Regions from separate parts of the Homo sapiens genome. Here region 2 is linked to region 1. A link is a loop called in an ENCODE intact Hi-C map of the cell type or tissue named here. Cell type or tissue: endothelial cell of umbilical vein. All regions are shown on one strand. Each heading gives the region's core, and the rest is flanking DNA. Links, peaks and the distances in the headings are about the cores only.

The links. Peaks named below come from ENCODE experiments on the same cell type or tissue, not always from the same donor. Only the 100,000 strongest peaks of a DNase experiment are listed, where the experiment ranks them.
Region 2: a loop joins it to region 1, with 2.7 times the contacts of the local background. A loop is called at or near these places in 16 of 110 quality-filtered maps.

Annotation. Positions count from the first base shown.
Region 1 is chr10:88,784,757-88,800,675 of GRCh38, reverse strand. It overlaps the pseudogene RCBTB2P1. Among named protein-coding and RNA genes, the nearest start is that of LIPM, 10 kb to the left of the region's middle. In endothelial cell of umbilical vein, for the core only: a CTCF peak has its summit at 8,556 (motif pointing right); no DNase peak of the experiment used is centred there.
Region 2 is chr10:88,698,994-88,714,912 of GRCh38, reverse strand. LIPK (lipase family member K) reads right to left here and starts at 8,664. Exons shown (of 10, transcript NM_001080518.2): 1 at 8,593-8,664. It also overlaps the pseudogene NAPGP1. RefSeq lists an enhancer at 11,235-12,084. In endothelial cell of umbilical vein, for the core only: no CTCF peak of the experiment used is centred there; DNase peaks (open chromatin) are centred at 6,972 and 11,452; H3K27ac peaks cover 235 bases.

The sequences.
Region 1 (15,919 bases), core at 5,297-13,296:
GCCAGAAAAAAAGATATCATTCAGCTTTCATTTTCAGAAATGTGAAGACACATTAAATGACTTGCCCCACATTGCCTAGCTAGACTGTGGCAAGGCCAGAACTGAGATTCAGATATTTTAATTTGCTGTTTAGCATTATGACTACATGGGAAAATATATAACACTTCGATGTCCTCTTCTCCATCAAAGATGAAGCCTAACCTACTAACAGGAAGCAATTACATCAATCTCTGTGAACTGTCTTTTTAAAAAGTTATCTTCTGGATTTAAAATTCAGAATAATTCCCAATGATGTCATTATGAGTTTGACAGATACCATCTGTCAAATACCATCTGTCAGATACCATATTACTTTGCTGTAATATGTTCAGGTAAGATCAACTCCCGCATTAGATTAATATGCTTGTGAATACTGTAGAGACTTTTTTAGGAGAGAGTTTATGGCAATAAACTGATTGGTTCAATCCCCCACCCATTCCTTTTTATTTTATTCCTTTTATTTTTTAGCTTTCTGCAGCTGCAGCCTTGGGTACTGAGTACATTGCAGAGAAAATATAATTAAATTTGGCTCTCAAATTCCTGGGGAACTTTATAAGGTCATAACTGTCATTTTGGAAGCAGGCAAAGTCACTTCCCAAGTCAGCTCAAAGAGCGACATTTTGAGCAAATATTAAATAAGTGCAGTTCTTCCCCACTGCAGAATTTTACAACACCCTTACCACCTTAGCAATCCCCAGCCCATGGAGAGCATCAGAAACATGATAAAAGAGATGGGAGGGGGCCGGGCGTGGTGGCTCACACCTGTAATCCCAGCACTTTGGGAGGCTGAGGCAGGTGGATCATGAGGTCAGGAGTTTGAGACCAGCCTGGCCAACATGGTGAAACCCTGTCTCTACTAAAAATACAAAAATTAGCCAGGAGTGGTGGAGGTCGCCTGTAATCCCAGCTATTTGGGAGGCTGAGGCAGGAGAATCGCTTGAAACCAGAAGGCGGAGGTTGCAATGAGCCAAGGTCCTGCCACTACACTCCAGCCTGGGCAACAAGAGTGAAACTCTATCTCAGAAAAAAAAAAAAAAAGAGAGAGAGAGAGATGGGAGTCCAAGTGTGCCAGTGTGTCTGCCCACTTCAAGGTGCTGATCTTGAGAGATTTCTCTTTAGACGCTTCTATTCAGGAACTCTGTGACCTTAGAAAATGGATTTTTGTCATCTGAGTACATAAAGAAGTAGGATCTGAAGTATCTGGATTTCTTAAAATGAAGAAAATTGATCTCCCTTAATGTACACTATCTATAAATTAATATTAAAATACAGAAAAGCAACAGGTCAAGTAGAATAAACATTAAGAAAAAGCTTTCTAATAAAAAAGTGAATGAAAATCAACCTGTGGCCCTACACATTCATATACCATGTGTAAAAACTGTAAAAACCAAAACAGCTAAAAAACCAACCAAACCAATAAAATGGTACAAAATAAAAACAATAACACAAGAATAAGGAAAAAAAAAAGGCTTGAAGCTGTAAAAACAAAAACATTCCCTAACCTGAAGGAAAGAGGTGGGAGCAAAGAGTACGTGTCAAAATCAGCCTCAGAAACTTCCACCCTTTATACACGGTACCCAGTAAAGCGCACCTCAAATTGGCTTAGTAAGTAAGTCCCTTCTACATTTCATTTGAACCATGAGGTGTAAAACCATAACATTTACCTTCATCTTTTGAATATGAGGTCAAACTCTCAAGGATTAACTCTATTTGGACATGAGAAATAATTCCTCTCAAAAATTAATGAAATAGTAAAAAAAAAAAATTAGAGCTTCTACAAATCCTGGTTCAAGTGAGGATTCAAGAATCAGAATGTACTATTAATGTGACCCAATTTATGCCCACAGTTTGTGAGTATCCCCGGTAATATGTATGCACTGAAATATACTTTTCCTCACATTTATTTGGCTTTAGAATACATAAAAATCAAAATTCCAACAATTGTTTCTAAACATTTTTAAGTTACATAATGTTTTGAGATGCTGACAAAAACAAGACTGTCTCCTCAGAAATATGTACATTTGCATCTCCATGCTAAATTTCATAATTTTTCAAGGGACGCATGGTCCTCTTGCATTTCTTCTGCAGAGCCGTTGGGCTTTGATATGGTTTGGCTGTGTCCTCACCCAAATCTCATCTTGCATTGTAGCTCCCACAATTCCCACGTGTCATTGGACGAACCTGGTGGGAGGTAACTGAATCATGGGAGCAGGTCTTTCCTCTGCTGTTCTCGTGATAGTGAGTAAGTCTCATGAGATCTGATGGTTTTAAAAACGGAAGTTTCCGTGCGTAAGCTCTTTTCTCTTGTCTGCCGCCATTCAAGACAGCCTTTGAGGCCTCCCAAGCCACGGGGAGCTCTAAGTCCAGTAAACCTCTGTCTTTTGTAAATTGCCCATTCTTGGGTATGTGTTTATCAGCAGCGTGAAAATGGACTAATACAGTAAATTGGCACCAGTAGAGTGGGGCGCTGCTGAAAAGATACCTGAAAATGTGGAAGCAACTTTGGAACCGGGTAACAGGCAGGGGTTGGAATAGTTTGGAGGGCTCAGAAGACAGGAAAATGTGGGAAATTTTGGAACTTCCTAGAGACTTGTTGAATGGCTTTGATCAAAAGGCTAATAGTGATATGGACAATGAAATCCAGGCTGAGGTGGTCTCAGATGGAGATGAGGAACTTGTTGGAAACTGGACTCTTGCTATGTTTTAGCAAAGAAACTGGCGGCAGAATGTTTTCTGTTTGAGTTACAGGTTAGAGGGCTTTCAAGATAGTGCTGTTCTACCCCAGTGTTGGACTGAGTTACTGAGTTTTATTAAAACTATTCTTTCAGGTTTTGAAAACTACACCGTTTAGTGTGGGGCTGTGCTATGGAAGCAATCTGAAAGTCAGAGTCAATGCTTTTGTGAGAACCAGTCTATAATAATGACCAAAACTGTTGTACTGAGTCAAGCTTATGTTCCACTCCTTCTCTTAATATGAGTTATCTCATAAGATACCCCGAGGTCTTCAGGCAAATGGTCTTCAGAGTGTTTGGATTACTTGCCCTCCCAGTTTGTCAGACATGCCTGCATGTGCTCTTAGACTCTAATTGGTATCTTAGCTACATCAATCAACATGTAATTGTTCTTCATATACTATACTCCAGTGTTGAAATATTACAAACCATTCCATATCAAAGTAAGCAAACAACCTTATCTCTGACTCTGGGCATTAGCCTACGAATTGCTTAAAGACCTACCATCTTACAGTTTTAAGGTTCTTTTTTCAAAGTCCAGCTAGTAGCCAATAATTTCTACCCTAGTCTGTGTATCCAGTAATTAACATAGGATGAGGAGTCAGACCAATAGCTCCACTACTTTCTATATATGTGACTTTGGGCAACTTTTCTACCTTTGCTGAGCCTGCATCCTCATTTGCAAAATGGTAACAGTATGGTACCTCCCTCTTAAGGTTGCTGTGAGAGTTAAGTGTGGTATGAATGCAGGACCTGGTGCAGAATAAGCATCCATCACACCTCAGCAATTTTACTTCCTGCAGGTTGTAATGGTTATGCTACTGGACAGTTGCTTCTCCACCATGGCCTCTTGCTGTTCTGCCTTGAAGTTTATAAGATAAACCAGAGTTTCTCCATCAACTCATGAAACTACAAAACATCTGCTGTAGAGCAGCAATAATATTTCCCCCAGACTGATTCAAGTGTGAATCCTGGCTCCTTCCCTTTCTGAGCCAATGATCTTGGTCAGGCCACTTAACCTCTCCGAGCCTCAGTTAATCTAACGTGAAAATAAGGTGCTGTGAGGATCAATGCGTAAATCTACGCCACATGGAACAAGCATATAGCAGGGGCTTAAAGAATTGTAATGCCTTTCCCCTTTTCTTTTCCTTCTTAAAGGAATTTGTCGTACGAACACAGTTATGGTAGCTTAAATTTTCTTTCTTTTTTTTTTCTTTCTTTCTTTCTTTCTTTTTTAAGAAACAGTTTCATTGTGTCATCCAATCTGGAGTGCAATGGCACCATCATGGCTCACTGCAGCCTCAACCTCCTGGGCTCAAGCAATCCTCCCACCTCAGCCACCTAAGTATCTGGGACCACAGGCACATGCCACCATGCCCAGCTAATTTTTGTATTTTCTGTAAAAACAGTTTTACCATGTTGCCCAGGCTGGCCTCAAACTCCTGAGCTCAAGCAATCCTCCTGCGCTAGCCTCCCAAAGTGTTGGGATTATAGGTGTGAGCCACTGTGCCCAGCCTAAATTTTCCATGTTATTTCTAAACCAGAATTAATTAAATCACAGTCTGTTAGGGCTGAAGTCATAGATTTCAGAAATCATTTAATTCAATATCCTCATTTATTTATTTTAAAATTATATAATTAAAAATTATAAAATACATGTTTGTGGTAAAACTTCAAACACTATAAAATACATACAATAATATGGACAAAATACTTTTCTCCCTGAAATTAATTTCTGTTAACAGTTTGATGTGAATGCTTCAAGAGATTGTTATGTGCATAGATATACACAAAATTTTATATACAGACAGATAAACATATATAACTATATAAATAGATTATTAAAATATGTCTATATTTACATATTTATATACAGTTCTGAAATATTGTCATCCAAAATCCTTTTCCTTTCAATATTTTAAATATGGCTTATTTAACTACTGCATAAAGCTACCTTATATGAATGTATCACTATATGATGATGTGTCAATCATAGCCCTTAGTTGGCTTGCAATGTTTAGCTATTAAAAGCAATACTGTAGCAAGTAATCCTTGTATGAAACTGTTTTTTTTAATAGACTAGATGTATAGAGGTAGAACACTAGGTGAAAGGTCATGCACAGTCTACATTTTGACAGCTACTGCAAAATTGACCCTTAAAAGATTGAACCAATGTAACATAATAGGGCATGAACATGGCTGTTTCTCCTGCTTTTTTTCATCAATTCTTTTTAATTTTCACAAGTATTTTTAACTTTGCCAATATGATAGGATCAAAATGATATCTCATTGTAGTTTTAGTTTGTATTTTTCTGAGTTATAATGAGACTGAAATTTTTTTATGTATTTTGGCTATTTAATTTTTAGTTAGGAATTGCTTTTTCAAATTGTTAACCTGTTTTCCATTTATTTTTAATTTTTTTAATGATTTGCTTGGGCTTTTTCTTTATTATGAATATTGATCTTCAGTTATAAATGTTACAGATTTTTTTTCTTTTTCCATTTTTTAAAAGTTTACATGTTTTGCCTTTATTTAGTTATTATTTCATCAAAGAGAAGTGGTAAAATGTTATAGAGTTAAGTCTTTTGGGGTTTTCAATTTTAGCTTCCATGTTTTCTCTTTTTCTTAGGCAAGTCTTCTTTACCCTAAGGCTGTAAAATATATTCTTTATATTTTCTCAATATTTTAACTTCTTTCTTCATTTGAAATTCGAGACCATTTGAGATTTATTTTTCTGTATGGGTTGGCATTAAGTCTGAATTATTCTTTTTCTAACCAGTTATTTAATTTTACCTGTATTTGTCTTTTCTGATTCTGCTGCTATGAATGCTGCTTTACTACCTGATCTTACATTATAGAAATCTGAAGCCCCAGAGAGATTATGTGATTTTTCTAGAGGGATGCTTTACAACTGGGGGAAGTCTGCCCTGCCAAGGAATATTTGGCAATGTATGGAGAAATGTCTGGTTGTAATTACTAGGAGAGTGCTGCTGGCATTTAGTGGTAGAAGCCAAGGATGTTGCTAAACATCCTAAAATGCACAAGACAGGCCCCCCACAAGAAATTATCTGTCCTAAAATGTCAATCGTGCTGAGGTTGAGAAATCTTGGAATCATCACAGTATATAAATACTGGTCATAAAAAAATTTACTTAATAAAGGTATTTAAACATGTTTTTAAGGTATTTAAAATTATTAGCCTTTAGTATCTGTTGATAAATCTTCCAAAAGTTGTTTGCATATAAGCTTGCCATTGTGAGTTAGTAGATGTCCATTTTCCAGGTGAGAAAAAGATGTGAGCTTTTCTCATTGTCTCAGGAGCAATGATACTTCATTTCTATGAGATGCTCCCTGTTCTTCATGACACTGAAATTTTTCATTCTCACCAACTCTAGAACAGACATTGAATCCTTTGGATAGCAACGGCATATCATAATTGTGTGTTCTTTTCAAAGCACTGGTTTTAGTCATGCCAAGTGGAAACAAATTTTCAACCATGACTTTACCTTTCATATTAAAAAAAAAAATCAGACACAGAATCATCAGAAACACCAAATTAATGGTAATGATTTCAGGTCCTACTCCAGACCCACGGAAGCAAAGATTCCAGGTTTGGGGCCTAGGACTTTGTATTTTCATGAGGTGAACCAAATGATTCTGAGGGTGAGCTGAGTTTGGGAGCCAGTGCTGTGCCACACTCACAGGCAGGCTACCTGCAGGAAGAGAAGCTCTAATCCCCATGCTACAAATTCTCCCAGCTTGGCTTCTTTCTCCAGAGAGGAATTTGGTCTCAGAAACTGAAAGATTCATGTCTGCAGTAGGATAGTGAAGAAATTAAAAATAAAAATAAGAAAGTGAAAGAAGACTAGTTTTTTTAGGGTTAAAGATTTTCCTATATTCACCACATCAAAAATGTAGTAAAATGGTGACTCATACTAACCATGACCTCTTTGAGGTTTTAAAATGTGTAAGGAGAAACTACAGGGATTGAAGACAAAACCATGCCAGTTACTCGTTTCTGTGACAGCTAATGATAGTTTATGTTGGTTCAGTTTTCTTTGATCTCAAAGTGGATTTAAATATTAATTAAGCATCGTAAAACCAGCTTGCATTTAACAAATATAGCAAAGCCTAGAGAATAGGATCACATGGATTTGGTCTGCAGAATTCCAATTGGAAAATGCTGTGAATCACCTAATGCTGCACATAGATGCATTTTGCTTCACTTTTAATCCCAAAAATTGGATATTATATTATCAAATTGCAAAACATCAGTGGCCACATATTCACTAACTTGCTAGAACTTTCAAGTAAAACTTCCTTTGCTATCTTATACAAGATAATTGAAGTTGTTTAAAATGTTTGTTTAAAAACAACTATGACTTCAACTACTTATCTGTGCAGATTCTATCATATCATATAGCCAAATAAAACAAAGCACTACTGTGTAAGTCTAGGCAGATATAACCAAAGTTCTGTTATTTGTAATACCATTTCTAATTTTGGGGATCACTGAAGTAGTGTCACCCTTATCACTGTACTTCATGATATGTGAAGGTCATAAATTTGAATTGTATATGATAAATATATACTACTGCTACTCATTTACTTTATATGTGTTGAAGCCTCTACAACATTTTTTGTTTGAAAAGATTTGCTTCTAAATATGTCCCTGGATAAGTTGGTTTCTATAATCCTTCTCTCCTCTGACATTATATCTAGATCCTTTTAAAAAATTAGAAAATATCTACTTGTATTTTCAGCCTTTGCGAATTTGAAGTAGGAAGTAGAGAAATGGCTGGGAATTATTTTAGTCCTGGAGCACTTAGAGGGGAGTCAGGCTTGTGCGGCTTCCAAATTTAGGGTTTAGGATCAGCCAGCAAGCAGCACAAAGCACCACAAACCTTTACGGAGGAAGAGGGGAACTATATGATGGGAGAACCACCCAGACACTGAAGTGGCAGGCATTGCGGTTTCCCTGGCTGGTGTGGGGCAGAAGGGCAAGGTTGTGCAACTCTGCTTTTGTCCTGCTCTGATTTTTAAAGTTATTACATCACAGGACTATGTGGTGTTGAGGCTGACAAACCCCTGGCAGATCAGATGAGTAAACTCAGACCAAGAAAAGGGAAACAACTTGCCCAAATGTTTAAGATCAGCTTCAGCATGATGGAGGCTAAGGCAAGCAAGGGGCAGAAGGAAATGAAGAGATGAGAGAGAGCAAGTCGGGTAAGAAGAGGCCCTTTCAAGCACCTCATAGCATTCAGGAGACATCCCAGCCCTTTAAAAGAAGTAAATGGTAAGTGTCTCTGTATTCAGAGATTGCCTCTCCTTAACACATTCTGGCTTTTGGATTGAGGCCTTGGGAGTCTCAGCTCCATTTCCAGAACGTATCAGCATGTTGCCTACCTTTAACTGTCGCTAATGTTGACATATATCATTCCCAAAAGCTTTCCCCCAAAGGTTCCTGACCTAGAGTGTTTATTTGATTGTCTGTGATGTCTGGCATATCTTTCCAACAGAGGAAATAGAGCCTATTCTTAATCACATTAATACATACCAAACAAAATAAATCAAAACGCACAACAAAAAAATCCAGAAACTTTATAGACAATTTAAAAAAACAATGCCCTTAAAGATATAGAAGAAAATTGTTTCCCCCTTTCCCATCCCTTCAAACCTGTAATATACCTAAGGAAAGATGGGACAATCAAGGATCAGAAAAGACTCCAGTTGTCATTGGATTTCTTTAAAACTTTTTTCCCAGGGCCACTAGAGGGCCAGGCACAAAGATGTGCAGACTTGGTTTGGGGCCTGGGAATCCCAGACGAAGCCTTAAAGCCACAGGGTCACCTAGCAGGGAGTCTCACTTACAAGATACAGTAGAGTTCCCCTTCCTGTGTCTGAGTGTTCTCATTGTTCAATTTCCACCTATGAGTGAGAACATGCAGTGTTTGGTTTTTTGTCCTTGCGATAGTTTGCTACCAACATGGCACATGTATACATATGTAACAAACCTGCACGTTGTGCACCTGTACCCTAGAACTTAAAGCATAATTTAAAAAAATCCAATAAACAGTCCTCTGGAAAAAATAAAGTTTCTCATCTACAGAAAAAAAAAATAGAGAAGGGTGGAGTTCAACAGACCTGGGTTCAAATTCCAGCTCTGCCTGTCACCAGCTGTGGGCCCTTGGACACATTTCTGTTTTCAGATTGCTCACTCATAAACGACTAATAACAGCATCTTCCTCACAGCACTGTTGTAAAGCCTAAGTAAAATATAGGTGTGAGTTGCACAGCATGGCACCTGGCGTACAGAAGCTACTTAAGATGTTGTTGCTATTTATTGTTATTATTAGGATGAATATCAGTTTGTAGGCTTGAGATAGAAAAAATTAGAAGTGAAGCTGATTACTTAGAAATCTTCTATCTCATTTTTCAGTTAAAATATTAATATAAAAGAAGGCTGCAACAGGCAATCTCAACAGTAGACCATGCTCTGTAGTAATTACACTTTACTGGGCTGGGTTTAGCTCCAGCTGAACTAGTACTCAGCTACTGTGGATGCCATGGGCTTTGCCACATCAATACTTAGCAAGTGAGTAATTTGGATGTTCTCTATGTAGCAATTTGTGTAGACAGCCAAAGCAGAAATGTACTTTAAGGCTATACAGATTGAATCTCTGTATTGATTAAATCATCAGATCTATTGTTGGTTGGCTATGTACCACGAGAATTTTGAAATAGGCAGGCCTAAAAGACTTTCTACATTTTGCCATAATGAGGTTTGTCCATCCACAAAACCTATCTGACACCCCAAAACACTGATACTACTAGTGTTTTTGTTTTTATTTTACTGTGTTTTTAAATTTGTTTTAGGCAGGGTCTTGCTCTGTTGCACAGGCTGGAGCAGTGGTGTGATCACAGCTCACTACAGCCTCAATCTCTCACATTCATGTGATCCTTCCACTTCAGCCTCCCAAGTATCTAGGACTGCAGGTGCATGAAACCATGCCTGGCTAATTTTTGTGTTTTTTGCAGAGACAGGTTTTGCCATGTTGCTCCTTGAGCCCAGGAGGCTGGCCTCAAACTTCTGGTCTAGAGCGATCTGCCTGCCTTGGCCTTCCACAGTGCTGCGATTACAGGTGTGAGCCACTGTGCCTGGCCCTGACAGTGTTTTCCATCTAACTGTTCTAGGGAAAAAAAAAAAAATCTCACTTATTTTTTCCGCTTTAAGAAGTTACTCCATTTCCATGCATCTCTTTCTTCCCTCTTTCTCCAGTAGATTGTTAGGTCAAGAGGAAGGCAAAAAGGCAAGCAGATTATCTTGCTTAACACATGAATACAAAATAAAAGGTTTTCTTTCTTTCCCCAAAAAAAGTTTACCACTTATTTCCTTCTTTAATATTTACTCAAATTTGCGATTAATTCCCTTTAAAATTATTCTTATTTATAGATAAATTTGTATAACTCCCTCATGGGAAATTTGGCAATGTGTGTAAAAAATTTAAATACTCCTAACTCATAAATTTATTTTTAGGAGCCATCTGTGGTGAACCAAAATATTTATAAGAAAATAGTGAAAAATTGGAAGTGGCATAAATAGTCATGTGAGTGAACTGGTTATAGAAATTATAATTCGTGTTTACAACAAAATATTCAGTCATTACAAAAATATTATAGAGGTATATTATAGGTAGTACAAAAGTGTTCATAATATGTTTTAACAGAGAAAACGAAGGCTGCTAAATAATACTTATTGAATACTTTTCCAATTATAAATGGACATGAACAGAAATGGGACCAGAGAGAAATCTATCAAAATATTAACCAAGTAGGTTTCTCTGGGTGAAAAGGAAATTATAATTTTTGTTAGTTTCTATTTTCTAAAATGGCTATAATAAACACATCTTATTTTTATAATTAGACAAAATACAGTAAGTTTTTATTTAATTTAAGAAAGTATTGCCAAGTCTATTTTCATCTAAGAGAACAATAGTTCAATTTAGGAGTGGAAAGAGCCACGGGCATGACCTACCTAAATGCAGAGTCCATTTGTTGAAGGACGGCTGATTCTGGAATGGCTTTTCCTCAGGTCGGATGCTATATTATAAAGGAAAGCCAAAGTAGTGGAGGAAACAGGACATTGACCATGCAGAGCTTTCCCTATAATCAGCCATCACCTTAGCAACCAGCTTCGCTGCCTCAGGCCTAAATTCTTCTGTAGCTGCTTTAATTTATGGATACCATTTTCCCTGTCTGCCTAGTGGGAATTCATTAGGCAGTGTCCCGATGTGTAGGTGTACATCACTGGGGCTGTGGAAGGTTTTAGCTGATAGATGAACATGATATTATGTGACCTTGAATAACATAATATGCCAATCAGTCTCTGTTATTAGTTTCTTCTTGCTGCCATAACAAATTTCCACAAACTCAGTGGCTTAAAAAGCACATAAATTTATTCTCTTACCTTCTGGAGGTCATAATTCTAAGATCAAGGTGTTGGTAGGGCTATATTCCTCTGGAGACCAGAGAAGAACCCACTTCCTTGACTTTTTTACTTCTAGCTACTAGAGACTGCCTCCATTCCTTGGCTCCTAGCACATCACTCCAACCTTGGGTCCATTGTAACATCTCCTTTTTCTAACTTTGGCCTACTTGCCTCTCTCCTATAAGGGCCCTTGTGATTACACTGGGCCTAACCAGATGACCCAGCATGATCTCCTTACTTCAAGATCCCAACTTAATCACATATGCAAAGTTCCTTTTGCCATATAAGGTAACATATTCACAGGCTCCTGAGATTAGAATATGGACATCATTGGGGGCCATTATTCATCCTATCTTATTACAGTCTCCCTATCAAGTTTCCTTCAGTCTTCTGAGCACATCAAGGAGGAAGTCTAGCTTTTGCTTATGGCATTGTTTCTAGCACTTGCTAATCTCCCTTTCAAACAAAGAGCATGCATTTAACAAAAAGAAGGCAGATATTAAACTCAGGTGCACTGGCTAGGCATGGCATCTATCTACTTTATTATCAGTCATCTACTTTTTATTATGTTATGGTTACCTTCAAGTTTTGGCAAATGATATTTTATTTTTTTCTCATTTACACTATAGCTGCATAAAATTTCTTTTAAAAAGTGAAATAGTGAATTAATTTTGAGACTTTTAAGCAAACAATATTATTGGTAGCATGCAGATTTTGCAAACATTGTGAATGAAGAATGTGAATGACTAGCGTTTGGGAAATATTGCCATAGGAGAATACTGCCCTATTAAGATTAGGGAAGAGTCATGTTGTTTGGGGATGACTATGATCCCTCCCTTAGCTCTGTATGAGGCCTCTCTTGAGGAATGTGATGCTATTTTCTTTCTGCTTCTTTTGACAGTTGATTCTTTACAGGGATAGAGGGTGAGCCAGCAAGACAGGGAGAGGTACTATCCCTTTTATTCATGAAGAATGAAAATTGACAATGGCAAATCTCTGGGACATTATGTATTGGTCATTGGCTATATGCAAATCTCCTTCCAAGATTTGCTGAGAGGAAAAGGCAAGTCCCTGCATTACAGGTGTGAGCCCCTTTCTGGTAGAGGACTACAAGTCAGGGCAGTTAAAGGTAGAAAAGGGATGGGTTCATAGGAAAAGGAACAATACAGTGCTGTGGAGTTTAGACAGAGAGGTGATCCTTTTAGTTGGAAGCAGGGGATGGAATAGAGTGAGAATAGGGAGGATCAGGAAACTCTTCATGGTGAAGACAGTTTTTCTTCAGAAACTTTGCCAAGAATTTTCTCAAGAAGCATTTAGGGTGGGGGCCTCATTATCACCAACACTTTAGGTTTTTTTCCTGATGGTATTTTCAGTATTAGGAAGTTTTCCTGAGTACCAACTACTTGCCAGACACTACGCTTGGGACTCCATACATGCTACTATATGATTAATGCTACAACTGCTAAAGCAATGAGGCTGGTTTTCTTACTTCCATTTTTCAGAAGTGCAAGCTGAGTCTTACTTGCCTGAGATCATATAGCCTGTAAGTAGCAGACGTTTTCTTCAAGTGCTGTCTGGTTGCAATGTTGATAAGCTTGCCCTGCAATAAACTGATTTCAGCAGCTTTGGTCTGAAGTGATTCTCCCAGTCTGGAACTAATTGAACTAATCGAACTAATCGAGCTCCGTGTCAATATGTCCAACTTCAGCTAGAACTTACCCAGTCTCACTCAGCAGCTTTTTCCTAGGGCTTTATCCAGAGCTGTCCAACAGACAGCGCTGATGGAAATACTTCATATGTGTGCAGTAACCACTAGTTACATGTGGTATCAAGCACATAAAATGTGACTAAGACTGAGGACTAAATTTATTTTATTTGATTTGAATTAATTAGAATTTAAATTAATATAGCCACATGTGGCTAGTGGCTACTGTATTGGACAGAACAGTATGTAGCTAGACTCATTCATATTAAAGTTAAAATCATCCAAGCAGTAACAGTGATCCAGGAGGCAGAGTGGACATGGCTCAGGCTGTACTGAGTCACATTAACTTTGCTCTAGAAGACAACTTTACAAAGGAACTAAAAGGGACAGGATTAAAGATGACTGAATACTGGGCTCCAGAAATTTGTAACCATCAGCTTAGCAGATCATATATTCTTCAGTGGAGCTGAAAATTGAGAAGTCTGCTCTTCACAGTGATTTGGAACTTTCCAATCCCAGAGAAAAGTTGACCAAGGAACTGCCCAAGACTGAGTCCATATGGAAGAACTTCATCTTCTCTAGGAAGAAAGTGGCAAGGTTTCATAAAATAAATGAATGGATTCACAGAATCAGCAATAAAATTACTTTATTACATATAAAATGTTATAATGGTAGGAAATCCCCAAAAGCCAATACAGGCTACTCGGTCATCTTTGAATAAGTTAGATGTGGGAAAGTGGGAGAACTGCAGTTAATTCATCACCTTTGTCTTTGGCAGTGCTGGTCATGAAGTTTTATATCCTACAATAATATCCTGGCACAAACTGCTGTGGCTGTTTGAGGATAGGTAACATCCAGAGCACCATCAAACCTCAGAGACTGGATTTTTTAAGTGGCAAAAAGATAGCCAGCCTTAGCTGTGGGAGTAGTATACACATTGTCCTTGCAATAGAAGAAGAAGTCTTTACTTGGGGGCCATAACGTGTATAGCCAGCTGGGATCTGGGACAACTAATCATGGTTTCTCTACGAATTTGTCAAACAAGTCATTGAAGTTGCCTATGGGTCTCACCATTCTTTGGCGCTAATATCTGATGGAGAGGTATTTGCCTGGGGTTATAGTAACTCTAGGCATGTAAGATATGGATCAACAGTTAATCAGCCAATCGCTCAGGGAGTCACTGGCTGCTTACGGAATAAAAAGGCTGTGAACACAGCATGTGGGCAGGTGTGCTCCATGGTGGCGGTAGACACTGGGGAGGCTACTTGAACCTACAGACATACATTAGTATTAACAGATGAAGGCCAAGTATATGCTTGGGGTGCCAATTATGGGCAGTTGGGCACTGGCAATAAAAGCAACCATTCCTATCCTACCTTTGTCATTGTGGAAAAGGACAGGATTATAGAGATTGCAGTCTGTCACTCTTCCCACACATCTGCTGCCAAGACCCAGGGTGGGTGTGTGTACATGTGGGGCCAGGGCCAGTTGATGATATTCCCTCACCTCACCCACGTCTGCACTGATGACACATTTATCTGCTTTGCTGCTCCTGCCATCCATGGCGCCTCCTCTCTGTGGAACCTGATGACCACCCTCGCAGTGGCCGAGTTACTGAAGAGGGAATTTGACAACCTGGACACTGCAGTCTTGAAATTTGTGGTCAGTGGAAAGTATATTTATGCACATAAAGTCCTCAAAATTTGATGTATGTGAGCATGTTCATTCATTGCTGGAAGGTAATGAGGATGTTATTGTAGAAATGAGTGAATTTTCATACTCTGTTTACTGGGCCTTCCTGGAATACCTGTACACAAACAGCATCAGTCTTTCTCCTGAGGAGGCAGTAGGATTGCAAGATTTGGCTACATTTTATAAAGAAAATCATTTGAAAAAAGCTCTGCCAACAATCAAGCAAGGCATCCGTGAGCAGAGTGCAGTCCCTCTGCTCTCGGCTGTTGTGAAGTATGACGCCTGGGATTTGGAAGAAGTCTGCTTCAGGTTTTGCATAAACCATCTGACTATAGTAACAAATTTCAGGCTTTGCATAAACGGACTATGATCTCCTGAAGAACTTTATCAGAAAAGAAAGCAGAGTTAAAGCCTTTAAAAATGGATCCCATCTTCAGAAAAGGAGTTTCTGAACCTTTCTATTTCTCCTGCAAAAGCCAGAAATAATCATTTCTCTTGAATTGATACTATGTTTGAAGAGTTACATTTGGCTGAGTACTTGCGTCTGTCAAAAGAAGGATGGTGGCGAGTAATTTTCATCTTACTAAATCCAGAGTTTATGTAGAAAGCATTGAATACTCTGATCAGATGTGACTAAGGCCAAGGAAAAAAAATGAAATACGTTCTTTACCATTTCCTCTTTTGAGTCACTTAAGTTGGTACCTTTTGTACCCTGGTCTCAGTATATGCTATTCTGGCCCAAACATTCTGTTATTCAGCGATACCACATAGACAGCCTGATAAGGAGTGCTGTTCCTACCACATTGTCAGTACCCAGCATGGTGCCTTGCATATAATAGGCACTCAATTTATTATAAATCTTCAGTACGCCCGGATAATAGCTTTAGTTGTGGAGTACTCGATGAAGTACTTGCACAAAATAAATCTAAAATACTCTGTAATTACTGAAGTTCTTATTCTTCTGGTACATGATTCTGAGAAATAGTGGCTAATTTAGAGCATTAATTACAATTCGCCAAAAGGCCTTGGCTATTAAATTGCCCAAGATCCAAGGGCTAATTTTGATTTTCTATTTACTCTGAGTCATTAATTTCTCACATGGGATTATTGAGTATGAAGTATTATTTTTGAATGAAATCCCTGTATTGATGTGCCTCACATAATGACATAAGGTCCTTTACTTTGCTCTGTGTTGAGGGACTTGCCTCTGTAAGTGAAAAAGACTATGTATTTTTCTTGTAGTTGGCTTTCATGTCACTACAA
Region 2 (15,919 bases), core at 3,538-11,537, 84 kb after region 1:
ATTAATATCAAAGTAGTATGAGGAGAGGAATAATAAAGAGGAAATAATAAAATAAATAAACATATTAGAGAAAATTAATAAAGCCAAAAGTTGGTCCTTGGAAAAAATTAATAAAAATCAAGTAACCCTAACAAAACTAATCAAGGAAAAATAGAGCTACAATATGTGCCAATATCAGAAATAAAATAGTACATATCATTAACAATACAAACAATAAAATAAGAGAATATTCTGAAAACTGCAAATAAATTTGATAAATTATATTAACTAGACAAATTCCTTGAAAAACACAACTTAAAAAACCATTTCCAGAAGAAAAAGAACATTTCTATATCTACTTTAAAAGTTGAATTTGTTTTATAAAATATTTCCACGTGCATGGACAAAAATTACAGATCCACATAGTTTCATTGGTGAGCATCCTATCTAATATGCGGAAGAAATTATTACACTCATCGACGATTTTACAGAGTTATAACACTGAAGTTGTTCATGTGTCCCTGAAGTTGTTAGCATACAACCCTTCTTGACAAACTATTCTTAGTGTTCTGATGGATAAATTGGAGCCAAGGTTATTAGAATAATATGGAAATTAATCAAAGGAGCAAATAGTTTAAAATGATCAGTTTTAAAATTGGGAAGTACGTTTGACAAAACTCAACACCACTTTATAATAAAAAATTTTTAGGAAAATAGAAATGAAAAGGAACTCAATCAGATGAAGGAATTCTATAAAATATCCTCCAGGTACAATTATAATTAATGCTAACATATTGAATACTTTCACCTTAAGAATGAAACAAGAGAAAGCATGTCTTTCTTATCACCTCCATTTACCGTGATACTGGAGGTGCTATTAAATAAAATAAATCGAAAGAGAAAACAACAACAACAACAAAGATGGGAAAGTAGAAACAACACTAAATTTATTTTATTTTATTTTATTTTTATTTTTATTTTTTTGAGACAGAGTCTTGCTCTGACACCCAGGCTGGAGTGCAATGGCATGGTCTTGGCTCACTGCAACCTCTGCAGTGAGCCTCTCCTGGGTTCAAGTGATTCTCCTGCCTCTGCCCTGCAAGTAGCTGGGATTACAGGTGCCCACCACTGCGCCTGGCTAATTTTTGTATTTTTAGTAGAGATGGGGTTTCACCATGTTGGCCAGGCTGGTTTCAAACACCTGACCTCAGGTAATCCGCCCACCTCGGCCTCCCAAAGTGCTGGGATTACAGGTGTGAGCCACCACGCCCAGCCTAAATTTATTTTTACATGGTGTGGTGATGCACATAGAAAATCCTAACTAGTCTACACAAAACCCACTATATCTAATAGATGAATACAGAGAAAAGTATTAAGATACAAAGCTAATATTTAAAAAGCAATTGTTTTTTCTTATGCTGATAAAGTAGATAGTTCATAAAACTATGCTTCTTTCAGAACTGTATTTTCTTGCTTTGAAAGTTTATCCCTCTTTTTTTCTAGTCGCCAGAAATAAAAACACTGTTATGGTAATACAACAAAAAATCAAAATGCAATTAGGACAATAACAGCTATAATTTTTGGTATCTATCACATATAATAACAATTGGAAATAACTATATGGCGTTGACTTTAAAAAGTGATTTATAAGAATTAAGTTACAAACAACTCTATTGGTAGGTGCTACTATTATTATCTCTATTATCCTCTTTTTGTTGGTTTGTTGTACAGAAAGTGGAACTCATGCAAAGAGAGGGTAAGTAGGTTAGCTAAATTCACATAGCTAGAAATTGCTATAGCGATATTTGTATCTGATTGGTTTGATCCCAGAGTCTACAGATGTAACCACCTCTCTATACTGTGTCTCCTGTGTGATGATGGAGTATCCCATGTATTTCATTTCTTTAAATGACTACCAGGATGCATACATTTCATGAAATTCCAGTAACCTATAGCTAATATAGAGTTACAGGCTGAAAATCTTATTCAAAAGAAGTTGGTCATCTTTTCTTTCAGTTTCCTTATATCTGACCCTCTGGTTAAAAACAAAATAAAACTCTTTATTCAAGAGAAAGAAATTATGGACTATTGCAATGCACTATTTCAAAGCTTTCTCTTTCTCTCTCTTCTTCCCATGGTAACAGTAAGAATCACACTAGCATTTTCATTTTAAATAGGACTGTTCTCTGAAGAAAATAAGCAGAAAAGTAAATGGAAACAGTACAGATACATCAGCTCAGATAAATCCCTGCAAAAGCTATAATTAGGCTAAGCTGATGTATGTGTTAATGAGAAGTGGCTCAGATGATTCAGAGTATGGAGCCTGGAATTAATAAAAAAAAACATTATCTGGAACAAGGATATGACTTTCACAAAGAATATGGGAGGGAGCAGTACTATATTTACAATAGACACCTTATCTGTTCAGCATGTATGAGAATTTAGGCCATTAACAGGTAAATGTTAGGTCCACATTATGGTAGGTCCACAGTATGGATTTGCTGAATAAGTGCATGAATAGTAAGTAGGTAAATGAAGCTTACTTGCATTGTTACCAGTCATTTTTATTGTTGCTGTCATAGCTAGTTTTAGTTCTTTTTAGCTAAAAAAATTACTGAAACATTGTAAAATTTTATCTATTAAAAAGTGGTAAAATATGATTTCAACTGAGAGAGTTCAGAGTCATCATTGCACTACACTTGCTATGCTAACAAAAATCAAAATAATGAGAAATACATTGAGCAGAAGATCTGTAAAATCTTTACACTGAAAATTACAAAACAAATCCAAATACATAGAGAGATATACTTTGTTTATACATCAACAGACTCAACAGATTAAATTATATGTTGTTTAATAACTTTTGACATAGGTTTCAATGTATTTCAATGAGAAAGTATTTTCAACAATTATTCCTGCAGGAACAATTGGAAATCAATTTTGAAAAAAGTAACCTTGATACATTTCCCAAACCAGATACAAAAATATACCTCAGATTGCAAATCTAAAACTAAAAGCTTAAGTACAAAGTTGTTAGAAGATAACAAAGAATAATATCTTTACACGTTTGGGGTAGACAACTAACCATAAGCAAAAAAAAGATTAAAAAATTATTAAAATAAAAAACTTCTGTTCTTCAAAAACATCATCAAAAAAATAGGCCGGACACAGTGGCTCACGCTTGTAATCCCAGTACTTTGGGAAGCCAAGGCAGGTGGATCACTTGAGGCCAGGAGCTCAAGACCCACCTGGCCAACATGGTAAAACCCCATCTCTACTAAAAATTCAAAAATTAACCAGGCATGTTGGTGCATGCTTGTAATCCCAGCTACTCATAGGAGGCTGAGATATGATAATCACTTGAACCCAGGAGGTGGAGGTTGCAGTGAGCCGAGATTGTGCCACTGCACTCCAGCCTGGGTGATAGAGTGAGACTGTCTCAAAAAGCAAAGGAAAAGAGAAGAAACAAAACAGCTAATGTACAACTTGAGGGCTATAGTTTATTGTATTGTACTTGGAATTTTGGCTAAAAGAGTACATTTTAAGCGCTCTTGCCACGCACACAAAGGGTAACTAGGTAAGATTATTGATACGTTAATTTGTTTGACTATAGTAACCATTTCACTACATATATATATAGCAAAACATCACGTTATTCACATTAAAATATATGCAATAATAAAATAAAAAGACAATTCACAGACAAAAGGAAAATATTTGCAACAGATATTTGATAAAGGACTCTAGGAAATTTCAAGAACTCCAGAAATAAATAACAACAAAAAAATTAAATTTAAAAAATGGACAAAATACTTGGACAGACAGTAAACAAAAGAGAATAGATGGAAGGTCAATAAACACAAGAAAAGATGTTCAACATTGTTAGTCATCAGAAAGAAATGCAAAGTTAAACCCTAGAGAGATACTACTGCATACTCACTAGACTAGCTAACATCAACTGCACCAAATGTTGGGGAAGATGAGGAGCTACTGGACCTTTCCATATATTGATGATGGGATATATATTTATAGTTTATAATATCACAGTGACTCTCAGAAACTCTAACAGTTTCTGAAAATCCTGTGAGATAGCAATTCTGCCTTTAGGTAGTTGCTTAAAATAAAAGAAAATATTGGTTTGCAAGATTGTTCGCTGAAGATTTATTCACAAATAGCAAATTATTGAAAATAATACAAATGTCCATTAGTAGTAGAATGGACACATAATCATGTTATATTTATGTAATGGAATGCTTACTACTCATCGACACATTCAACAGCCTGGATAAATATCACAAACGTTATGCCGAATGAAAAAAGCGCAAAGGAGTGCATACTCTGCGGTTGAATTTCTGTAAAGGTCAAAAACAGATAAAACTAATTCATAGGAATAGAAATCACAATAGTGTTTGCTTGGTTCTAGGGCAAATTTTGACTGGGGTAATTGCTAAGATTCATCAAACTGTACAATTCAGATCTGTGCATTTTACTGAATGTAATTATACCACAATTAAAAGGAAACTGGAAACTGTTGCAAAGCAGGTGTTTTCAACATTTACTAGTGCTGGTGTAAACTAGTAAAACTTATTTGACATATTGCTGTAATTACTAGGAATTTTAAAGAACATCCACATTTTATATCCCAGTAGTTCCACTCAATAAATACATGCTAAAAAGATAAATTCTCAACTTGGAGAGGGATCTTTTTGTACAAGATTGCTTTAATTCTTGTTATTTGTAATAAAAATTAAAAACATGTTTTCAATTACAAGAGAATTTTAAAATAAACTATAATATATTAATTTAATCTTGTAGATAAGTCCATTAAATTATTTTAAAGACTATATAAAAACATGAAAGCATACTTATAACATTATGTTAAATAGAGGAAAAAGTTGTTGGGCAAAAGAATTGTATATACCAATAGTCTATAGAGTATACAATAACTTTCAAGAAATACATAGGCACATACCTAGTTTTAAAAGAATGAAATTCTAGACCTTTGACTCTCATCTACACTCTTTTGTAATACTAATTTGGCCTGAGAATTTCTGGTTTGAAGCAGGGTCTCCTTTTCTAACTTTGCAAAGGAAAAGCCCAACCCTCTCCTTTCCTGAATCTTACGATGTGAATTGTTCTAGGCTGTATAAATGGCTGAGACTCCCTAACAAGAGAATAATTGACAATATTGACATTGGTATTGGGAAAGGAACTGACCTTAATAAAATAGCAGTCCCTTTCCAAGGGCATTTAACTTCTGCAAGTCGGTTTCGAATTCTTTGCTTAAAAAAAAAAAAATAGAAAGAGGATGCACTTGAGTGGTTAGTAGATAGATCATAAAAAATAATTTTTGTGTCTTGGCTGGAAGCCATCATTCTCAGCCAGCTAACAGGAACAAAAATCCAAACACCGCATGTTCTCACTCATAGGTGAGAGTTGAACAATGAGAACACAGGGAGGGGAACATCACACACTGGGGCCTGTCGGGGGGTGGGGGACAAGGAGAAGGATAGCATTAGGAGAAATACCTAATGTAGATGACGGGTTGATAGGTGCAGCAAACCACCGTGGCACATGTATACCTATGTAACAAACCTACACATTCTGCACATGTATCCCAGAACTTAAAGTATAATAAAAAAATAAAATAATTTTTGTTGATGCATCACTATGTGATTTGTGACACAGAGCTTCATAAAGAGTTCAAAAAATTGTGGCATTATGTAAACATGGTTTCTCAGCACTCACATCTATTCAAAAAATGAAAAAGAATTGATGATGAATTTTGTTTCATTCTGTCAATAAATAATCATCATCAATGGATGCAGAATTTAAAAGGCAAAGATCTATTTACGTCATTAAGAAAAGCATCACCAATAAAGTTTTACTCCTAATGCTTAATCATTTTTCATTAAACTTTTAATGTGTTATGATCCTTTGGACAATTATATACAAAGAAAAATTAAAATCACACATCATTAAAAACTTTTTACAAAATGCAACCTTATGGTCACAGGAAATGAAAACAATTTAAGTTTTAATGTATATGGACCTTTTAGTTGCAGAGAATAATCTACTGATCAATAAAAGAAATAATAACACAAATATGTTATATTAAAATATATTTGTAGGAATATGTAAAACATCTGTAGAAATGACTGGAATGAGAATATGAATAGAAAGAGAAAAATAAAAGATGTAAAACTTTAAATTCATTAAGGGAATTTTTAAATGGATGATATTAGGCATCAAATCATTATTCTATTGGATTCATTTTGAAAATTGTGTAGCAATTTAATTTTAAACTATTAATATTTACAATGTGCCATAAAGTGCACCTTAGCAATGATTTAAAAATATGACATAAATTTTATATGCCAACCTAAAAATTTGCAGTCACTTACAGAGTTTTGCAAACTTTGGGACTATAGAAGCAAAAATAATATTTAAGCAACTGTTATATATTTTTAAATTTTTATTGTTTTTAAACTTCTAAAACAAATAAACAAAAAAGTATGGTCTTCAAAAGACTAGAAGAATTACTCCAAAATGAAAATGGTTATATTTGGTCACTGGGAATAAACATTTTCTCTCTTCCACTAATTTACTTATTGGTTATATATTTTTCTTGATGAATTTATTAGCTTGAATCATCCTTATAATAATAGCAAAGGTTATGACATTTAGAAATAATTATGTATAAATTTAAACTCAATGACCTGTGAGTAAATGTCCTAGATGTCTTCTTAGGGGCAAAGTTCAGAAGTTTTAGTACTTCCATCTTGTAATAATCATTTCAGCAGTATCGCATAGTTTTTGTTTATTAAAAGATTCTTGGCAGCCATACAAATGACTGGGTTTGCCAGAAGACTGTTGTTTATCAATTAGAATGTTTTTGCATCTGCCACATTTTTCCTTTTTATCTGACATTTTAAATCTAAAAACCCACTGGGTGTTTACAGAGATTTAGGATCTGTCTTGCTCCTACCTCAGCATCCTTCATAAAGCTCTAATACTTTTAACCTCTTACCAAAACAGAGTGACTCACAACTATTAGTGGTCAGGTTAGTCAGAAACTAGATTTAAATTGCTTCCCTGTTTTTCCCCCACCCACAGGGTGAAAGACAATGAATCAGGAAGACTGAGGAGACTATTAACAAGTGAATGAAAGGAAATCTTTACCTAATAGGATATCCAGTCCTAAAAATTGTAGATTTGAGAATTAAACACCTAGCACATTTGAATCAGGAAGAAAGACTAGGCAACTTTGATGGAATTTTCAAATAGGTTAAGAGGCCAGTAGCTCTGTGCTCTAAGCCTAGAGGCAAGCAGAAAAGAACAAGAGTCTTGGGATAAATGGGAAATAAAATGCCAAGGCAGAAAAAAATGAATAACAAACATTTAAAGAGCATTATATTTCACATGTCTTCGATAATATGAAGGACAAAACACTTGTCCTGCCTGGTAAAATAGGGTCTGAAAGATTGTTCCTTCAAATTAAAGGCAAAAATTAAATAAAATAAACCACAAAGGAAGAGCAGTGAAGGAAATAATTTTTCCCTCAATGTCCTTACAAAGTAAGGGAGAGACAGGATAGTCCAGTGAAGGAATATGAAACCAAGTCATTTTAGAGTAAAATGGCACTTTAACTTCATATTGTTATTCCAAAACTCAGTTCCATACTCTCATATTTACAGCCTGAAGTGCTAAGTATGCCAAGGTGCTATATATTTGAGTTGGTTTCTGTTTTCAGACACAAAGAAAGCCTGGTAAAAACTGCTTTCTTATTTCTAGAAAAAGAAAACAAAGGATAACTATTTTGTAAAAACAAACAAAAAATAACAGTTTGGCTTTGACACATAGAATTAAAGAATAATTATTTAATCTCTCTATGTCTAGAGGGAATATTAGTCCATCCAGTTGACTCATCTTCATCTTTCTAGCTTCCAATCAGGTCTGCAATTTAAAGGGTGACAGGAGCATGATACTCTTAAATATCATCTACATTAATGTGAACCACATTTTCACTCCTCTCCCAGTCAAACTATTTATTACAAAGCAGCAGAAAAAGAGAATGGTGTGTCCTCCACAAATGATTGATTTCATAAGCAGTTGTGTCACTCTTGACAGTCACTTTGCTTCATATTCCCCTGCAGATGACCCTGATCATAAAAAAGAATATTCATACTCAAGGCCATTGGAATGAGAACATAAAGGGCTTCCTAAAAAATGGTAAATGGTTTTGAGAACATTATCCAAACATTATTTCCCAAACCCCTAGATGCAAGACTCAAAAGAGAGGTTCATAAAATTATTTATTGCTAGATTTTTCCAAGTGTAGACTTGTGATACCTCCTCTCACTGAGGTTCAAATATAGTGATGTCTGCTTTCTAGATGCTGCAGCTTTCTGAAAGGGAAAACTTGTCATAACATACCTAGAAGACTCTCCATCTGAAGTTGTCACATTATACTCTTGCTGTATCTTGCTTAACCTGATAGAATCAAAATACAATATTCATCATCAACATGTAAAGTTCTGTCCCTCTGAAGGTTTCCTATGTCTCACTAATACACTATGATCCAGGCTCTGCAAATAGATGAAAAGTCATTACCTGATCCAAGTCTTTGGAGGTCTGTCTTCAAGTCCTGGGAGCTTCAGGTGCATTCCAGATCCTTCCAGAGGCAACTGTCAGTGGAACATGCTCTGTTTTAAACAGCTCAAAAGATGGCGCAACTAGAAATTTCTCAACTGGAAGCAGATTAATCATGGTTTCAAATATAACAGATGCTACTAAGGTAAACTTGTTAGGTGAGTTCTTAGCCAGTGATGAAAAAGAATGTGATTGAGACTAAAATTCTCACTCCTGCCAAGCCAATCCTCATGTTCCATGCCTCAAGGGTCAGATGAATTGGAAGATTCTCAGCAGAATCTGAGACTCTCTACTTAGAAAATAATTTCCACCAAGGGTGGATGAAATGACCCCAGTCATACGAGCATCTCTGTAAAATGCCACATCCTCCTGCCTCATCCAGCTGCATCACTTCTAATGCTACCACATTGTCAATTATTGCTTTGGCTTTTCTGAATTTCTTTTACCTTGGTATGTAAATTGGGCATTAGAATTGGTAGGAAATAGTATATCCAATTCTTTCAAGATCTCTAGCTAGCTAAAGGCAAATAAACAAAAACAAAACTGGCTTTTTTTTTCTACTCTCCAACCAATCTCTTTCTTGCCATGTAAGCTGTCTTGTGTCTGCACTCCATGAAAGTTTGAAATCAGATAATCTGGAATTCCAGAACTGCATAGAGCTCTATTTTCAGTAGTGGGCATTTATATTATCGAAAATTACAAGGGTAATTACAAGTCCAGTTTGGGTAAATTAAAACAACCAAATTTCTAAAATGATCTCAAAACTAATATTTTCCATGCTTCAAAGTAATCTGAAGAGGAAGAGTATTCCTGAATTATTTCCTGAATTTTCATCATTGGTTCAGACATGTCTATATACACGCAGAGCATAGGAAAGAATTGCAAACACACTTGTATCAGAACGTGCATTTTAGTCAGGTAGGACTTAGTGGCATGAGGTTAGTTTAAATACCTTCAAGTTTCTTTGGATTGTGTCAGTTACTAATTAGGTTCCATTAGAGTCAGTTTGATTGGAAATTGTAGTTGGAATTGGCTTTGCTTCCATTACTATAATAGTTTCAACCACTTAATTATTTACAGATTTACTTGATTTATGAGAAACGTTTTATATTCTTATATTTTTAATGTATAATTCCACTTAAAATGTAGTACATTCTACTGGCATGCCAATTTGAGTCTCTGAAATAAAACATAGCAACTGGAAAGATAGTTCATGTTTTGGCAATATACAAACTGCTGGAATCTAGTCTATGCTAGCAAATACAAACATTTCTATACTAGAAAACACAGATATTCTTGGGGAAAAAAGAAAAGAAACGATGGAATTTTCAATTATTACATAGTTGATCTTGAACTATTTTGCCAAACATTTTCTGCAATGCATTCCTACCCACAGGAAATCCAAATCATTGTAGTTTGGGGCACTTTTACACTGAATGGGTTATTCATCCATATAAGGACCCTTTACTGCTTTGTTTATTCTTTTATAAATTTTATTTAATTTATTTTGACCTTTGTCCCTGATCCCTACTTTCATTCAATCTCTAGTTTATCCTAAAGAGTGACCATATCACTGTAAAGTATATAGCATATATGAGATTTTCATATATTATTTTATTATAAATCTCATTGTTTCCTACTTTTCTTACTGTACATTATGCCTGTGAACTGGATTGTCTCCATAATTTGTGGGGCCCAGTGCCAAATTTTAAATATGGGACTTCTTATGAATAATAATTTAAAGATGATGACAACAAAGTGTCTAAGTGTGAGGGCCTTCTAACCACACCTTCTAATCCTCTAGAGTTGCATATTTCACACATCTATAAAGCAGGCCTGGCTTGTGAGAATCCAACATGTTGCATTAAGCATATGTTGTTTGTTACTTCTTACTGTAAAACCTCCACCTTTAAACTGTCCTATTCCCCAATGACCGATAATTTCATTCCCTTAAATTCTGCACCATTAAATATGTCAGCATTTATATGCCCCACGATGGAATAGTGTGCATGCCATACATCTAGGAATGAGAATTTTTTGGTCATAGGTCATATGGTTGATCAATTTTACTATATATTTCCGGATTATTCCAGAAATAGGCTATGCACTTCCATCAACAGTGCTGAGTATTCATTTCCCACTCAGTTTGCTAGTCTATTTCTGTCAATCTGTCATTTCTCTTTTCTTTTTCGTTTTTTTTTTTTTTTTTTTTTAACGTAGTTTTGCTCTGTGGCCCAGGCTGGAGTGCAGTGGTGCGATCTCAGCTCACTGCAACCTCTGCCTCCGGGACTCAAGTGACTCTTCTGCCTCAGCCTCCCAAGTAGCTGGGACTACAGGTGTGCACCACCATGCCCGGCTAATTTTTCTGTTTGGTAGAGACAGGGTTTCACTATGTTGGCCAGGCTGGTCTCAAACTCCTAACCTCAAGTGATCCACCTGCCTTGGCCTCCCAAAGTTCTGGGATTACAGGCATGAGCCACCACGCCTAGCCATTTCTCTTTTCATTTATGATTTAATTCATTGAACAGAAATCCATCTCTGTTTACACACATACTTGTATAGTAATATTTATGATTTTAGGGTCTTTAAAAAATTATTTCTCCAATCCCAGGACACAAAATAAAGGGGCTTTCCCTTCTCCTGTCTTGGTAGTGGCTTTAGGGCCCTGCAGAAGGGTAGGGCCCATCTTCTCTTTCACTCCCTCTCCTTGCCTTATCATGCGGAAGTAGGTGTTTTTCCATGAAACACTTCATCTCCTACTTCCATCAAGGCTTCTAACACCCCCAAGGTATGTGGGCGGATCAAGAGAAAGAACCTTGCCCTCTAACTGACTCATGCTGCCCATACTGCATGGCCAGGATGTTTACCCAGCTGCTTGTATTCCAGGTGTTAGGGAGGTCTTATAGAGAATGCATCTTTTAGAATGGAGCTGAGCTGAGTCTGTAATCTACACACATTTTAAAATTTGTGCCTTTAGGTCTGAACCAGGAATTTATTGTTTTCTTAAGGAGATTAAATTCCTTGGTATTTGCATAACAACTACTCTTGTTTTGGTTAATTACTTTGGAGTACCATCCCCTGAGGTTTGCATTTTTTGTGAGACTGTTGGTAGGGACCTAGGCTATCTGTATCTGAGGTTTAAAATCTCGAATTTAGGGTATGTGATTCTTCAATGGTGTGCAATGAGGACCTTTTGTAAGTGCACCTATGTATGTGGACCTGGTATTTTGAATGGCTGGAGTATATTAGAGCTTATGAGTCAGAGGGAAACAAGGCCCACAGACAAGACAAACATCAAAACTTACTCCCTTTGCTAATGACTGTAGCAATTCATTAAGGCGTGTGGATTTTCCTAGGAAGGGGGTGGTAAATTGGAAAACAACTGAGGAAGGTATTACAGTATGTTTTTACCCTAAGATGTCCTCATTTGTAAAATGTACCATTGTATTACATACTCCTAGACAAGAAAAGCAATGTCAGTTATATTTTTAAGACATCATCAATTTTAAGGAGCATTCTGAGTAGAGATACAAAAATGTAAAACAAAAATGCACTTTGAAATCAATGAAAGGTAGTTTATTCTAATCCAAGGACTGTTAACTCTTCGTAATGATTTATTTTATGATTCAGATGAGTTAAAACACTCACATGCTTTGGCTTTTGATAAAGTGAAATTACCTAGGATTTTGCAAGGCCCAAAGATCTCTTCTTCAAATTTTGTAGGGGCTTTAAGAGGCCACAGCTACTGGGAAAAGGGTCTTGAGACAGGTTATCTGTTAACTCTAATTGTTACCCAAACTTTGCACAGTAGGTGTATAATCTCCATTTTACAGGTATGGAAACTGAAATTCATAGAAATTATAACATGCTTAGAGAACCTGCAGATGAAGTCTAAATAATATAATGTATAGCCCTTCATTGAGACCTTTAATTCATAGAGCACCAAATGCCTGGTTGCCGTACTATGTAGATACTTGATATTTTGTTGTAGGTCTCATAGTCCAAATGGCTACCTGTACATGTTTTGGAATGTAGAAATTATATTCCCATTATTGTATAATAAGAAATACAATTTATAACTTAGTCCAAATAAAGTTTCTAAGTCAATATTATTCGTTCATGTTATTATCCAATAAGCTACATGTGTAAACAGGGTATAAATCTGTTCCTCCTATAAAATGGAAGGAGGCAAAATAAAATTCCTCCTCCTCTCAAAATATTTTCTCCACAGACTGGTTGTCTATAATGCCTGTCTTTAAGAATTCATATTTTAAAAGAAAAAATATCTAGGAAAATAGAAGAATTAATACATATGTTCAAGAGATAATTCTTTGGATAAATACTAACAATTATAACAGAAAAAGTAATATACAAGATTCAGACTAAGAAAAGGAATTTAATTCTTTGTGCAGAGATAATTTGAAAACAAATTTAAGAGAATGCTTTAAGACAGTGTGTTAGCATTTTTCAAAGTGCCTAACTTAGAAAAATATTTGTACAAAAGAATGAATTAAACAGCAACATATTCTTGAACAAAAAAGTTTAAAAAAACTACTTTGTGCTCTTAGAGATTCTTAATGCATATCAGCTTTACAAACGCTCTGGATGAAATGGAAGGCTTTATTGGGAAATAATAAATGATCAACATTAACTCCAGAGGTCATAAAAAAAACCTGAAGAAATCATTGAGTTTAAAAGACAATAAAACATCTCTTCATGAAAAATTCATGCTTAAAGGGGTTATAGATTATAGTTCTATCAAGTCATCAAGGAATAGACAATTCTTATGCTATCTAATCTATTACAGGGGGATTTAAAAATGAAATTTTCTAATGCACCTGACAGGCTAGAATAATCCTGATATTAAAAAATTTAGAAGGTTAGAAACAACTACAGACCATGCTTACTTATAAATTGTGATGCATTATTGCTAAGTATTAGCAAATATAATCCACCAAGTAGGGCTCATTCTAGCTGTGCAAAGGTAGAATAATATAATGAAATCTTCCAATATAAAATGCGTTTTAATGCCAAGACTTTAGAACACAATAAAGGTTGGTTAAGATTTGTGGGTAGGCCGGGTGTGGTGGCTCATGCCTATAGTCCCAGCACTTTGGAAGGCCAAAATGGGAGAACTGCTTGAGTCCACGTGTTCAAGATTAGCCTGGGCAATATAGCAAGACCTCCATTTCTACCAAAAAAAAAAAAGATACAAAAAAAGAAAGTTATCTAGGCTTGGAGTGGTGGTGCATGGCATGGTGGTGCATGTCTGTAACCTCAGCTATTCAAGAGGCTAAAGTGGGAGGATTGCATAAACCCAGGAGTTGGAGGCTATAGTGAACTATGATGGTGCCACTGCATTACAGGATAAGTAATAGAGTGAGGTCTGTCTCTGGCTTTTTTTTTAATTTGGGGAATTAATAACTAAAAATTAGAGTATTAGCATTCAAACCGTGGCTACAATGAAGTATGGAATACTCTTAAACAAATTCCAAGTCCCTGAAACGCCATGTGATACTTTTTCTGTTATCTATGTATTATTTATTTATTTGCAAAGCAAAATACTAGCATAGTCCTGAATATTTGTCTTCCTTAACAGCAGCCATGGAGGTGATGCCACCAGCCATGACTGGTGTTGCTAATTTTCCCCCATTTTCCTCCTCCTCTTTTCCTTCTGTTTCTCCTCTTTTTTCTTCTAACTCTTCTTTTTCCTCCTCCTCTTCTTCTTCTCTCCAACTCCTCTTCTTCCTCTTATTCCTTCTTCTTAATTTTTTTTACTATGGTAAAATACACACAACATAAAATAAATCATTTTAACCCCCTTTAAGTGTACACTTAATGTGTCATTAAGTACATTCATGTGGCTGTGCAAACCATTCCTGATGATTTATTGATGTCCCATTCTGGAACCCCTAAACTCAGGCTGGGGCTAGCATAATCATTGCCAATATGCTTGAAAAGTGGAGAGTTGCAGACCTCTGAAATGCAGCTTGGTCTTGCTGGGCAAACCCTTCTGGGAGCTGATCCAGTACAGCTCAGCCATCACCTCCATGGACTCCTGCTATGCCGGAGCTCTCCTGCCACCACTGTCCCAGCTGCATAGTCATTACTGTGTAAGTGAAATAAGACTTGAGCGACTCTTTTCTTATAACCAGTTGAATAATTCTCCATTTCCTTAAAAATATTTTTCTTTCTGAATAGAAAGTGCTCCCCCATCAATCCTGCATCTTTACACTAGCAGTCCTGAAGCTTTTCCTAAGTGTTCAACTGCCTGTTGAGGCATTGCACATTTTCAAACACATTGCTGTTTATTGATACAATTGTACAGCCTTTTCTGGATCTACATTTTCTATGAGCTTTCCAGCTTGCTCCACCACTTCTGAGGTTGCTGGGTCAGGGGTGCTGTTTTCTCGATACATCACGCAGACTGGTTGTTTCTGCATCTCCTTCAACATCATGCCAGCTTGCTTGGAAGCCCTGCTTTTCCACATTCAAAAAAGGCACCGTCACAGTCTGGCTTCCATTTTGAAAAGGTAGTTTGCAGGTATTTATCTGCTTTGCCAAGGGACTCCAGCCCCTTATTTCTCTTTTGCACTACCATGTCCACATGGGCCTGCATGGTGGATGAGAAAGCCTATTTCTTTTGGGCCCTGACCAGCTGACCAGTAAGAGTTCTGGTCAGCTATTCATAGGATTTTCATTTCAGACATCATCAGTTTACTTATTCATGGTCTCTCTCCCTTATTTGAATATAAGCTCTATGTCAACTTTTCAATCACTGTGTCCCATGCCTGGCACATCACATGAAGATAAAAAGGTATGCAGGGAGAAGGGGTACAGAGTTTCCAAGCCCTCCCTTGTGCCCCAGTCTCTAGGAACGTCCAGATATTCAGCTATATAGAAGCTCCAAGATCCTGTCTCTTAAAAAAATTTTTTTTAAATGAAAGATTTGTGGGTAAAGGATGAATTATTTTTTGGATAACATTAGAAAATTGACTAAATATTTGAAACAAAATAAAGCTAAATACCCCATTTGAAATACCAAAGAATTTACAAGTAAATTAAGGATTTAAATATCAAACAGAACAATATCAAAACCCAAAGAAAATGTAGGTACATATTTTTATATTAGAATGAGAAAAGGCTTTCTAAATATGATACCTAAGGCAGAATTCATGACAATAAATCATTAATAGATTAAACTATATAAAACTTTCAATAGTTTTACAATTCCATAAGTGTCATAAGAACACTTCAAAAGCAATGAATTCAGTTGATAATTATATTA